2 separate regions of the Homo sapiens genome follow, and region 1 is linked to region 2. The links are chromatin contacts, found by Hi-C or POLR2A ChIA-PET in ENCODE. All regions are on one chromosome and are shown on one strand. Each heading gives the region's core, a stretch centred on a gene start or an enhancer-like site at or near the end of the contact. The rest is flanking DNA. Distances are from core to core; before and after follow the strand shown.

Region 1 (5,553 bases), core at 793-3,292, 300 kb after region 2:
CTGCCACCAGCTGCTGTGGGACCCGGGGCTCAGGGCTTGGCCCCTGCGTGTGTCGTGAAGACAGTGCTGACAGATGGGAGGTGGGGCTGACAGGACGAGGGGTCAGGATGTTCCGGCCATGCACTGTAGCCCTGGCCTTGCAGGACAGCAGGTGGCTTGGTGGGATGATAGGTGAGTTCCGTGGGCAGGCGCAGGGCATGAGCTGCCAGTGTCTTCCTGGAAGGTGACTCTGGGGTTGTCGCTCCAGCTGGAGTGTACCCTCATTCCTGCTTCCATAGGGGTCTCCATGGAGGCCTCATTCAAACACAGGCGAGCCCATCCCTGGCCTGTCAGGTTCACCAGGGTGGCCCCTGGTCCCGTTGTCGCCGTTGTCCACACCCTGCCCACCTGCCAATGCTCCTGTGTCCCCTGCTCTGCTCCAGGGCCCCAAACCCTGTGCAGAGCTGGGGTGCATCATGCTGCCGCCCCATGGAGAAGGCCTGGAGGAGATGGAAGCCGGGAGGCTTCCTCTTACAGGAAGGGAAGCCCCAGAAATGTGCCTGGCACCAAGAAACTGCTCCAAGCTTGTTCCAGAGTGTGGGGAGGGCTTGAGGCCTCCCCTTTTTGAGTACATGGAAAGGAAAGCCTGGCATTTTCTGGAAACGCTCCCAAGTCTCCCTGGCAGGGAGATGTGGGAAGAGTCCAGGCGCCCAAGCTCTTGCATATTCACTTCCTCCCATCACACGTGCTGTGTACAAGCACCCTCAGAGCTCGCTTTGGGAGACCCCTGCCTCAGGGCTGCGGGTGCCGCCGTCCACACCACAGGCCCTTCTGCTTCCTGTTTCCAAAGCTCATCTCCTGTCTCTGGGCTGCAGGCGCTGTTTCTGGTTTACTGGCACAACTGTGGTTGTGTTTTTGTCAATGACTTCATCTTTGCTGCTGTTGTTTTGAGATACTGTCTTGCTCTGTCACCCAGGCTGGAGTGCAGTGCCGAGATCTCAACTCACTGCAGCCCCGACCTACTGGTCTCAAGCCATCCTCCTGCCTCAGCCTCCCAAGTAGCTGGGACTACAGGTGTGCAGCACCACATCCAGCTAAGTTTTTGTATTTTTTGTAGAGACAGGGTCTCACTATGTTGCCCAGGCTGGTTTCAAACTCCTGGACTCTGGTGATCCTCTAGCCTTGGCCTCCCAAAGTGCTGGGATTACAGGTACGAGCCAGCATACCCAGCCAGTGTTGTCGTTTTGATTTGGGAGTTCGGGGCTGAGCTGTGTTTGGCCAGGGCCTCGCCTGCTCAGTGTGCTCCTGGGCTGAGCTGCGGTCCTGGAGCATCTCTTGGCTCACATATTGACTCCTCCGGCCTCTCTACTGTCCTGGTCCTTCATGGGGCTCACATGTGTGTCCTCTTGTTTTCTTTCTGTCACCTTCTTAAGGGTTCACAGATCACTGTCAGTGGAAGGTGTTGCCACAGCTCAAGCCTCACAGTGGAGGAACCTCATGAGGCCCTTCACGGGGCCACTCCCTGTCTGGACAGGCCTGCCTGACCAGCCCTGCTGGGAAGCCTGGGCTTTGCTGCTGCTTCACCCTGCGACATTCTCCTCAGGCCCTGCCTTTCGCTTCTTTCGTTAACATTGTTCCTGCCTTGATCGTTTGCTCCCTCCTGCCTAACTCTGCTCTTCTTCCTTGTGTAGCAGTTACGTGGTCCTCAAATATCATTTGTTGACTCCAGTGTTTCCTGGGGCATCTCCTCAAGCTGGCTGGGGTTCTCTGCATCTCAGCTGTGGCGCCTGGTGTGAGGGCGCACGCTTCGCAGTGAGAGTGAAATGCCCAGTTCGCGCTGGCAGAGGGAGACCCTGTGAAGGTCTCCCTGTGCCAGGCACAGGCTCTTATTCTGAAAGCAGACCCCGTGAAGGTCTCCCTGTGCCGGGCACAGGCTCTTATTCTGAAAGTAGACCCTGTGAAGGTCTCCCTGCGCCGGGCACAGGCTCTTATTCTGAAAGCAGACCCAGTGAAGGTCTCCCTGTACCGGGCAGAGGCTCTTATTCTGAAAGCAGACCCCGTGAAGGTCTTCCTGTACCGGGCACAGGCTCTTATTCTGAAAGACCCAGTGAAGGTCTCCCTGCGCCGGGCACAGGCTCTTATTCTGAAAGCAGACCCCGTGAAGGTCTCCCTGCACCGGGCACAGGCTCTTATTCTGAAAGCAGACCCAGTGAAGGTCTCCCTGTGCCAGGCAGAGGCTCTTATTCTGAAAGCAGACCCAGTGAAGGTCTCCCTGTGCCAGGCAGAGGCTCTTATTCTGAAAGCAGACCCTGTGAAGGTCTCCCTGTACCGGGCACAGGCTCTTATTCTGAAAGGGTACGCAGCAGTTTCTGGAAGGAAGGAAGGAGGGAGGGAGGGAGGGAGGGAAAGAGGAAGGAAGGAAAGGAGAGCGATAGGCACAGAGGAAGGTAGATGAAGCCCCGCGCCCCCCTGGCGGAGCCCAGCCCTGTTCACCGCGTGCTGTGCGGGTGCCTGTGCCAGGATCAGCTGGCTGGACGGCTATAGCCCCACGCCTGCAGGCCACATACCTGGGAGAGTGTGGGCCTTCCGAGCCTTCTGGCTCCCGGCCCCACAGAGGAATTACGGTCCCATGTCCCTCACAAGGACCCTTGCAGAGGGAGCAGTGCATCGGCACAGAGCAGGACACAGGGGAGCCGGGCTGAGGCTGCGGGTCCCTTGTGGCCGCCAGGTGCTCACGCGTGCCTCGGTGGGGATCTGGCAGCCAGATTTGGGGTGAGGATTTGATGATGTGGGTATCCCTAGCTGGTCCCACAGTGACGATGGGTGTTGCGTTGTGAGCATGTAAAACGGCAGTGACGTCTGAGGGTCCCTGGACGTCTTTCACACCCAGCCTCAAAGCGGAGCCTTTCCAGGCAGAGCAGCAGCTGCCGCCACTGGATTGACAGCCCCAGAGCAGCGGGATCAGGCCACGCGGACGAGGAGGTGCGAGGCCTCGGGTCGGGGCCTGTGTTCTGCGGGAGCCGCACCCATCATCGCTGTGGCGGTGGCAGTGGAGCAGCTGCTCTCGTGTCTGAGCTGCTCCGGCGTCTCTGTCCACAGTATAGGGTCTTCTGATGCTTCCTGGAGGTCTCGGAGGGGCTTGCTGCGTGTAGTACCCACACAGCCCACAACTGGGGTGTTGTCAAGTGTTATGACGTAGGTTGCCTGTGGAGTAAAAGTTGGCCGCTAAGAAATGCTCTAGACAGGCCGGGCACGGCGGCTCACACCTGTCATCCCAGCACTTTGGGAGGCCGAGGCGGGCGGATCACGAGGTCAGGAGATTGAGACCATCCTGGCTAACACGGTGAAACCCTGTCTCCACCAAAAATACAAAAAATTAGCTGGACATGGTGGCGGGCGCCTGTAGTCCCAGCTATTCGGGAGGCTGAGGCAGGAGAATGGCATGAACCCGGGAGGTGGAGCTTGCAGTGAGCTGAGATCGCGCCACTGCACTCCCGCCTGGGCGACAGAGCGAGACTGTCTCAAAAAAAAAAAAAAAAAAAATGCTCCAGACACTTCAGTTTGAAAATATTGGAATTTATGTGGGGAGGATTAGTGTGCATGGAAGGCCAAAAATGTGAATGCATCTCCGCAGTCATCTTTCCAAAAGCCGCCCTCTGAATCAGTGAGGACCCTCAGGGTGGGGAACGTCCCCTTGTGAGTGTCTGCAGATTGGAGTAGGCAGCAGCGGAGCCCGTCTCTGTAGATGGACTCGCAGAGGAACTTAGTTCTTTCCCTAAAGGAGTAGGAACAGCTGGGCGCCGTGGCTCACGCCTGCAATCCCAGCACTTTGGAAGACCAGGGTGGGCAGACTGCTTGTGCCCAGGAGTTCAAGACCAGCCTGGACAACATGGTGAATCTCTGTGTCTACAAAAAATCACAAAAGTGGCTGTGGCGGCAGCACCTGTAGTCCCAGCCACCAAGAGGCTAAGGCAGGGAGATCGTTTGAGCCAGGGAGGTTGAGGCTGCAGTGAACCGTGATCGCCCCACTGCACTCCATCCTGGGAGACAGGGTGAGACCCTCTCCACATAGTAAGTAAATGGAGGAATAGAAACGCAAGCCGGCATACATTGTCTTTGACAGCATTTTGTGGATAGGCAAGTTCTAACCATGGGGGCAACGTGGGATGCAGCAGGGTTTGGTGTGCCGTGGGGCAGGGGTAATTTGCTTGTTTCTCTAAGACTTTGTACAGCTCTGTAAACAGATTCCCATTAGGTCGTCCTTTCCTTGTGACAGGTAATAGTGGAGGTGTCACAAGGTAAGTGGCCTGTCTTGCCTGGTTTTCAGGTTCTACGGCTTTTGTCTTGTTTTTTGAGAAAGGGTCTGTCACTCAGACTGGAGTGCAGTGGCGTGATCACAGCTCAGTGCAGCCTTGAACTCGTGGGCTCAAGTGATTCTCCTGCCTCAGCCTCCTGAGTAGCCAGGACTACAGGCACGTACAAACATGTCCAGCTAATATTTTTTTTCTTTTGTAGAGATGGGGTCTTACCGTGCTGCTCAGGCTGGTCTCAAACTCCTAGGTTCAAGTGATTCTCTCGCCTCTGCCTCCCCAAATGCTGGGACTACAGGTGTGAGCCACCGCGCCCAGCCTTCTCCTTGTGTTTGAACTGGAGAGGACAGAGTGCTATACATGTGGTCACGGTTTTTCTTCGTTGAAAGCTCTAACAGTGGGGTCGGTCCCTGTTATTAAGCCTGTGTCACTATTCCCTGGGCCCTAAAAGTGCACCTGGCTCCTGTGACTTGGGGTCCTTTCCCACTCCTCTCCCCAGGGCCCCTTGGCCTCAGAAGGCCCCCATGTGCCAGCTCAGACTGGAGTTGCCTCAGTTGACACAGCAGGCCCCATCCAGACAGACCAGCAGGTGCTTCTGGAGACAAGAGCAAAGCCTTTTCCGGCAGCCCGGAACCTGGGATGAGAAACGACAGGTGGAAGGTTGTCCAGAGACACCTACAGCGTGGATGCTGTTCCGAGTCAGCGTAGGAGAAAGGCCACTGGAAACCAGAGTCACACTGCGCGTCTGTGCATCTCTGGCCTACCGCAGTGGCCCCGGCTGTCTGCACATTTTTTGTAGACACATTAGAGTCGGTTGAGGCCACACCTGCGGCCACAGACTGCGACCGCGATTGCAGGGAGGAGCATCTGAGGTGGTCACGGGGTTTGCCCAGCTCACACCAACTGCAGGTCAGTTCCTGCTTCGCCTTCAGTAGCCTGAGTCCCTTCTTCTTTTTCTTTCACGTTACTAGGGCAGTTGTTCGCTGACGCCTTAATTCTGGAACACGTTCCTTGCCCAGATTCTTGGTGGCTGCTTGTTCCCTTCTCATCGTTCCTGCTGTGTTTTCCATGCTTGGTGTAGGGGGACCCTCAGAGCTTGGTGTAGGGGGAGCCTCAGAGCTTGGTGTAGGGGGAGCCTCAGAGCTTGGTGTAGGGGGAGCCTCAGAGGTGGCGTCAGGACGTGCCTGCCCCACCGGTTGCCCTGGTGCCCTCGTCACGCCCCGGGACCGCGCACACGTGGGGACTGTTTCCAGACGCACTTTCT
Region 2 (6,298 bases), core at 2,269-4,768:
CTTGCTAATAGTGGTAACAACAATGGCCATTTAAATCTACCATCTCAAGATGGAAAAAACACATGTACACAAAACGCAGTGGAAGGGCTGGCTACGAGTCAGAGGAATGACAGCAAGGATGGCTGAATAACAAAGAAACAGATGAAATCAGAGGAGCCTTGCCTGTTCTGACCATATTCTACACCTGGGACCCTCTTCGGGAGGCCCAGCCAAAGAAAGAAAGAAGGGCCAGGTGCGGTGGCTCATGCCCGTAATTCCAGCACTCTGGGAGGCCAAGGCAGATGGATCACCTGAGGTCAGGAGTTCGAGACCAGCCTGGCCAACGTGGTGAAACCCCATCTCTACTAAAAATACAAAAATTAACTGGCTGTAATCCCAGCTGCTCAGGAAGCTGACGCAGGAGAATCGCTTGAACCCGGGAGACAAAGGTTGTGGTGAGCAGAGATCGCGCCACTACACTCCAGCCTTGGGGACACAGCAAGACTCCATCTCAAAAAAAATAAATAAAAATAAAAAAGAAGGAAACCGGCTGTGGATTGTGTTAAGTTAAAAATCACAAGATCTATACACTCAGAAAGGAGACTTTACTTCTTATAAAGTCTTATAGCCTGTAAGGTGGCCATTCTGACAGGCTAGGAAGTGTGGCCTCCAGCCTAAGGCCAGAGACAGGTACTTGGAGGGAGGGTGCGGTGAGACAGGAATGTAAGCCGAATGGGTTGGTCAGGTATACATACTCAACAAGTTACAGGAGGCGTTGCGAATATACATGCATGTTTATTCGGACACGTGTGCTGGATAAACATGCATGTTACATATGACCCATGTTCACCTTGGGGTGAAGGCAGCATGTAAGCGTATTACAATTAGGTGGTATACCTCAAAAAGTACTTTCAGGACATGAAGGCACATGAGGGTGCAATCTCTGTAAACCAGCCAGAACCCGTCTATGGTCAGGGTCTCTTATCAGGGAAAAGTTACTGAAACGAGTCTCTTGTCCAAGGAAAGCTCTAGTTACGGCTGGTGGAGCAGGGGTGTGGGGCCAGGGTCGGCAGGGGGAGGAGCTGCGGTTGTTTCAATGCTGCTTATCTTGAGGCTAGTGCTTGTTTAGCTGCTACAGAAAAAGAGAAACCTGCGGCCTTTAGAACAGAGTTGATTCTTCACGTGCAGGGATGCACGACTTACTTTCACCAGGCCTGGCCTGAGGTCCTGTTTATAATTTGGTATTTTATTGCCACAGAGCCTGTTCTTAGTCTTATGATCTCTATTTTAACATGAACACCGGTCAATTCTGTCTAAACCACACAAGGGAGGGGGTAGAATGAGGTGCCTCTGACCTACCATCCCGTCACGGCTGGAAACTCAGTTTTTTGGCTTTTTTTTTTGAGATGGAGTCTCACTCTGTTGCCCAGGCTGGAGTGCAGTGGTACGATCTTGGCTCACTGAAACAGATTCAAGCAATTTTCCTGCCTCAGCCTCCAGAGTCGCTGAAATTACAAGCATCCACCACCACACCTGGCTAATTTTTTTGTATTTTTAGTAGAGACGGGGTTTTGCCATGTTGGCCAGGCTGGTCTCGAACTCCTGACCTCAGGTGATCCACCCGCCTTGGCCTCCCAAAATGCTGGGATTACAGGTGTGAGCCACCACGTCTGGCTGGAAACTCAGTTTTTAAGGTGTCTCTGGGACCCCTTGGCCAAGAGGGGTCTTTTCAGTAGTTGGGGGGCTTAGGATTTTTTTTTCTTTTTTTTTTTTGAGATGGAGTCTCATTGTCACCCAGGCTGGAGTGCAGTGGCACGATCTCAGGTCACTGCAACCTCTGCCTCCCAGGTTCAAGCGATTTTCCTGCCTCAGCCTCCCGAGTAGCTGGAATTACAGGTGTGTGCCACCACGCCTGGCTAATTTTTATGTATTTTTAGTAGAGACGGGGTTTTGCCATGTTGGCCAGGCTGGTCTCGAACCCCTGACCTCAGGGTGATCCACCTGCCTCTGCCTCCCAAAGTGCGGGGATTACAGGCATGAGCCACCGTGCCTGGCCAAGATTTTATTTTTAGTTTACAATTGGAAGGCTAGTGGGCCGGTGCAGAATCTCGCTGACTTTTGGGTGAGCATGTTGAGGGCCCCCTGCGTCAGCTGCTCTTCTGTTGAACGGTGCAGGGTGGGGAGGCCTGGGCTGCACTGGCCACACAGTCCCCTCAAGAAGATCTTCTACGTGAAACAAAGGAGCACTGAGCGAGGGGAGCTCTGCTCAGAAAGGACCATCTTGCATCACTGAAATTGTGGGAAATGATAACAAAAAATTGAAATGTCGTGAAGAAACACACCAATAAGACCATTTTTAAATATACAGAGGAAGCTAGAAAATACAGAAAGAGGAACCATTCGGACAAGATACTCAGGAAATATCCAGGATTGTTATACCTAAAACAGCCCTCACTGCCCCCCTCCTGGCAGCGCACCTGAGCCCGGAGCCTGCCAGGGACAGCTCTGAGGAGCCAGGCAGGGCCAGGGATGGGCTCTGAGGGGCCAGGCAGGGCTAGGGATGGACTCTCGTGCCTGCCTGCTTGAGGCTTCCTTGGTCAGAGCGAGCGATGCCACCTTTAGGATGGCCAGAATTAGCAAATAAAAATATGGGATGCCGATAAATCTGTACTTCAGATAAACAATTTTTAGTACATGCCCAACGCGGTAGAGGTAAATCTATAGGGGCTGAAGCAGATTTGCTGGGCCGTGGGCAGGGTGGGGAGTGAACGCTCATGGGCACGGGGTTTCTTTCTGGGGCAACAGAAACGGTGTCACATGAGATAGTGAGCATGGCCGCCCATCTCCGAATATACGGCAAAGCCATAAGCTTTCAATAAGTGAATTTCACAGTAAGTGCATTATATTTCAACAAATCTGTTTTAAAATCTTAACTGAGCCGGGCGTGCTGTCTCAGGCCTCTAGTCCCAGCTACTCTGGAGGCCGAGGCGGGAGGATCGCTTGAGGCCAGGAGTTCAAGACCAGCCTGGGCAACATAGCGAGACCCCATCTCTACAAAAAACACGTTAAACAAAAACGTTAATTGGGCGTTCCGTGTTGTATCCAGCAATCCTAACCGCCCTCCGTCCCCGCGAGCCCCAGTCCTTCCCCTGCGGCTGGGCTGGGTCCCCCGTCCCGGGCGGTGAGGGCGCCCTGCAGGCGTCCACAGAGCTGGGCTTCCGTGGCGGCAACCCTAACCCCAGCGCCACCTGGTACGGCCCGGCCCGCGGGTCCCTCCGGGTCAGGACGCAGACGCGCCCGCGGCGGTAACCGGGGGCCCGGGGGCCTCGGGCCCACCCCGGCCAGACCCCGGGGAGGAGCGCAGGACACTGCCCGCGCCGGGACTCGGCTGTTTCCGATCCTCCCGGGCGTCCTTTAGGAGACTCATTCGCAGCCGACGTTGCGGAGGCGCAGGAAAAGGGCGAGCAGGTGCCTCAGGGACACCACTTCCAACCGCACGCCGATCGCCGGCTCCACCATAAATAGAAACGGGTGGTCTCTAATTGGCCTAGCTCTAATTGGCCTAGCTGTTGTCACGTGCTCTCCGATGGCCCAATCACTAAGGCTGGACGATGCTGCACTGTGAATGGCCAGGCCCGAGTCATGTGCCCGGAGAGGGCGGGGCTGGGCCCTTCCGCTCGCCGCGTCTGGCGATCGCGGCTACGGAGACCCAGGAGGGCCCGGCCAGGAGACCCGCTCTCTAGAGCGGCGAGGGCAGGGGTTGCTAGGGCGCCGGGGTCGAACCCGCGCTTCCTGCAAGTCTTAGGGCCGCATCCCTGCCGAGGCGGGCGTTGGGAAGGGTGGGAGATGGGAAGGTGCGGTGGTGCGGGGAGGGGAGGGCGCCGGGAGGGGTCGGAGAGGGGTCGCGGGTTTTGGGGCTGCGAGGAGGGAAGGAGGGAAGAGGAGGGAAGAGGAGGGCAAGGGGAGGGGAGGGCGGGGAGGAGAGAGGGCGCGGGCAGGGGAGTGGAGGGCGCGGGGAGGGGAGGGCGCGGGGAGGGGAGGGCGGGGAGGAGAGAGGGTGCGGAGAGGAGGGCGGGAAGGAGAGGGGACGGGGGGAGGGAGGGGACGGGGGGAGGGAGGGGAGGGTGGGGGAAGGAGGGGAGGGGAGGGTGGGGGAAGGAGGGAAGGGGAGGGGAGGGGAGGAGAGGGCGGGGAGGGGAGGGGAGGGCGCGGGCTGCGGGGCTGCGGGGAGGGAGGGGCGGGTTCAGGGCTGTGGGCCCCGCCCGGGGCACCGCCTGGATCAGGCCTGAGGCCGGCTGCAGAGAACTTGGGCACCGCGGACCAGATTGCTGGTCACCAGGATGAAAAATAAAAAAGACCCAAACAGCTCCCCCGACCCCGCCTTCGCGCAGGCCCCTGGCGTTCTGCTCAGGGGTTTTTGTTTAATGAAGAACGTCAAACATCTGGCAAGGTCGGAATGATTTTGCGATGAGCACCGCCTGGATTCTGCGGTGAAAGCGACTGTGTGCGCGCTCACGGCCTCGCCTGTCCCTGCATCAGCCCATCTCGTCAGGCAGATCAACATGAAGCTGTAAAACGGATGACTTAGGCCGGGCGTCGTGATGGGCGCCTGTAATCCCAGCTACTCGGGAGGCTGAGGCAGGAAAACCGCTTGAACCTGGGAGGCGGAGGTTGCAGTGAACCGCGGTTGCACCACTACACTCCAGCCTGGGAGACAGAGCGAGACTCCGTCTCAAAATAAATAAATAAAACATATGACTTAGGTATATACGCATGGGGGGAATCCTCGTAAGGCAAGAACGTGCTGCACATTCTGGGGACTGGGACAGGATAAGCACACGAGTAGATCTAAGTCACTGGAAATACCTGGTTTTGCTGTTGGAGGGGGGCTTGCAGGTGCTCGTTATATTATTACGCTGTTGTAGTAAAACGATGTTAGTTACAGTATTAAATTGCAAATGTCAGTATCCATCACCGCCAAAACAGCGTGCATACCACTAGCATATGATTTTTGTAGTTTTTTAATGTTAAGTTTGTAATGAAGTGCACAAACTTAATTATACATTGGCTGAGGTTATTTGTTTTAAAGGCAGTACTTGCTCTATGGCCCAGGCTGGAGTGCAGTGCGTGATCATGGCTCACTGTAACCTCAAATTCTTGGCCTCAAGCGATCCTCCTGCCTCACCCTCCTGAAAGGACTGGGATTACAGGCGTGAGCCACCATGCCCAGCCTCCTTTTGCTGAGTTTTAACAAATACAGTAGTGTAACCGAAGATGCCATCAAGACAAATAGAACACGTCCCTCACCCCAGAAAATTCTCTTATGCCCCTTTCCATTCTATGTCCACTGCTACCATGCCACCTGTGCTGATTTCTCCACTATGCTTCCGCCTGTTCTAAGAGTTCATACTAATGGATCATTGGGTACATGTCCTTGTGTAAGGCGTCTTTCCCTTAGCGTCATGTTTCTGGAGATTCTTCTGTGTTGTTTCATGTCTCAGGAGTTTGTTCTTTTGATTGCCAAGCAGTCCAGTGTAAACACACCGGTGTGTTTATCTGCTGTATTCATGGACACTTGGAGCTGTGTCTGGCTATTGGCGATCACGAATAAAGTTGCTGTTGACTTTCTTTTTGAAGTCTTTGTGTGGACATGTTTTTATTTCTCTGGGCAGATACTGAGGAATGGGTCAAAGGAAAGGAGTATGTTTGGTTTTATGAGAAGTTGCCAGATTTCCCCACTGGCTGCTTCCATATTAGTAGTGGAGTCTGAGTCTTCCATTTCCTCCACATCCTCACAGCACTTGGTAATGCCAGCGTGTGTGTGTGTGTGTGTGTGTGTGTGTGTGTGTGTGTGTGTGTATGTGTTGTAGCCGTTTTATTTATTTTTTTTGAGACGGAGTCTCACTCTTGACACCCAGGCTGGAGTGCAATGGCGTGATCTTGGCTTGCTGCAACCTCCACCTCCTGGGTTCCAGTGATTCTCCTGCCTCAGCTTCCTGAGTAGCTGGGATTACAGGTGTGCACCAGCACGCCCGGCCAATTTTTGTACTTTTAGTAGAGATGGGGTTTCACTACGTTGGCCAGGCTGGTCTCGAACTCCTGACCGCAGGTGATCCGCTCGCCTCAGCCTCCCGAAGTGCTGGGATTACAGACGTGAGCCCCCTTACCCAGCCTGGTAACCACCATTCTACTCTCCTACTAATTCCACTTTTTTGCACTCCACATGTATATCAGTGGGATCATGCAGATTTGTCTTTCTGTGCCTGGCTCAGTGATGTCCTTCAGGTTCATCCGTGTTGTCAGCAATGACAAGATTTCC

The links. A loop is a pair of places that touch in the nucleus more often than their neighbours do. ChIA-PET counts read pairs that join two places held with the same protein, here RNA polymerase II (POLR2A). Pooled maps may share reads with other maps.
Region 1: a loop to region 2 is called in a pooled map, with 3 times the contacts of the local background. The contact joins the enhancer-like site here to the promoter of LINC01970 in region 2. A Hi-C loop is called at or near these places in 6 of 50 pooled maps. POLR2A ChIA-PET finds 5 or more read pairs at or near these places in 2 of 52 experiments (IMR-90 and activated CD4-positive, alpha-beta memory T cell).

Annotation. Positions count from the first base shown.
Region 1 is chr17:82,590,994-82,596,546 of GRCh38, forward strand. The region is part of intron 8 of FOXK2 (forkhead box K2); the gene reads left to right. Among named protein-coding and RNA genes, the nearest start is that of FOXK2-AS1, 5.3 kb to the left of the region's middle. RefSeq lists silencers at 800-1,094, 2,207-2,407. Within about 2 kb of position 2,043, at least 38 of the 41 ENCODE cell types and tissues checked have a DNase peak (open chromatin) inside an H3K27ac peak, as active enhancers do; they include IMR-90, where a contact is called at or near this core.
Region 2 is chr17:82,289,296-82,295,593 of GRCh38, forward strand. It overlaps LINC01970 (long intergenic non-protein coding RNA 1970), which reads right to left and starts at 3,519. Exons shown (of 2, transcript NR_135639.1): 1 at 3,228-3,519; 2 at 751-2,268. RefSeq lists silencers at 3,115-3,164, 3,205-3,454 and an enhancer at 4,211-4,320.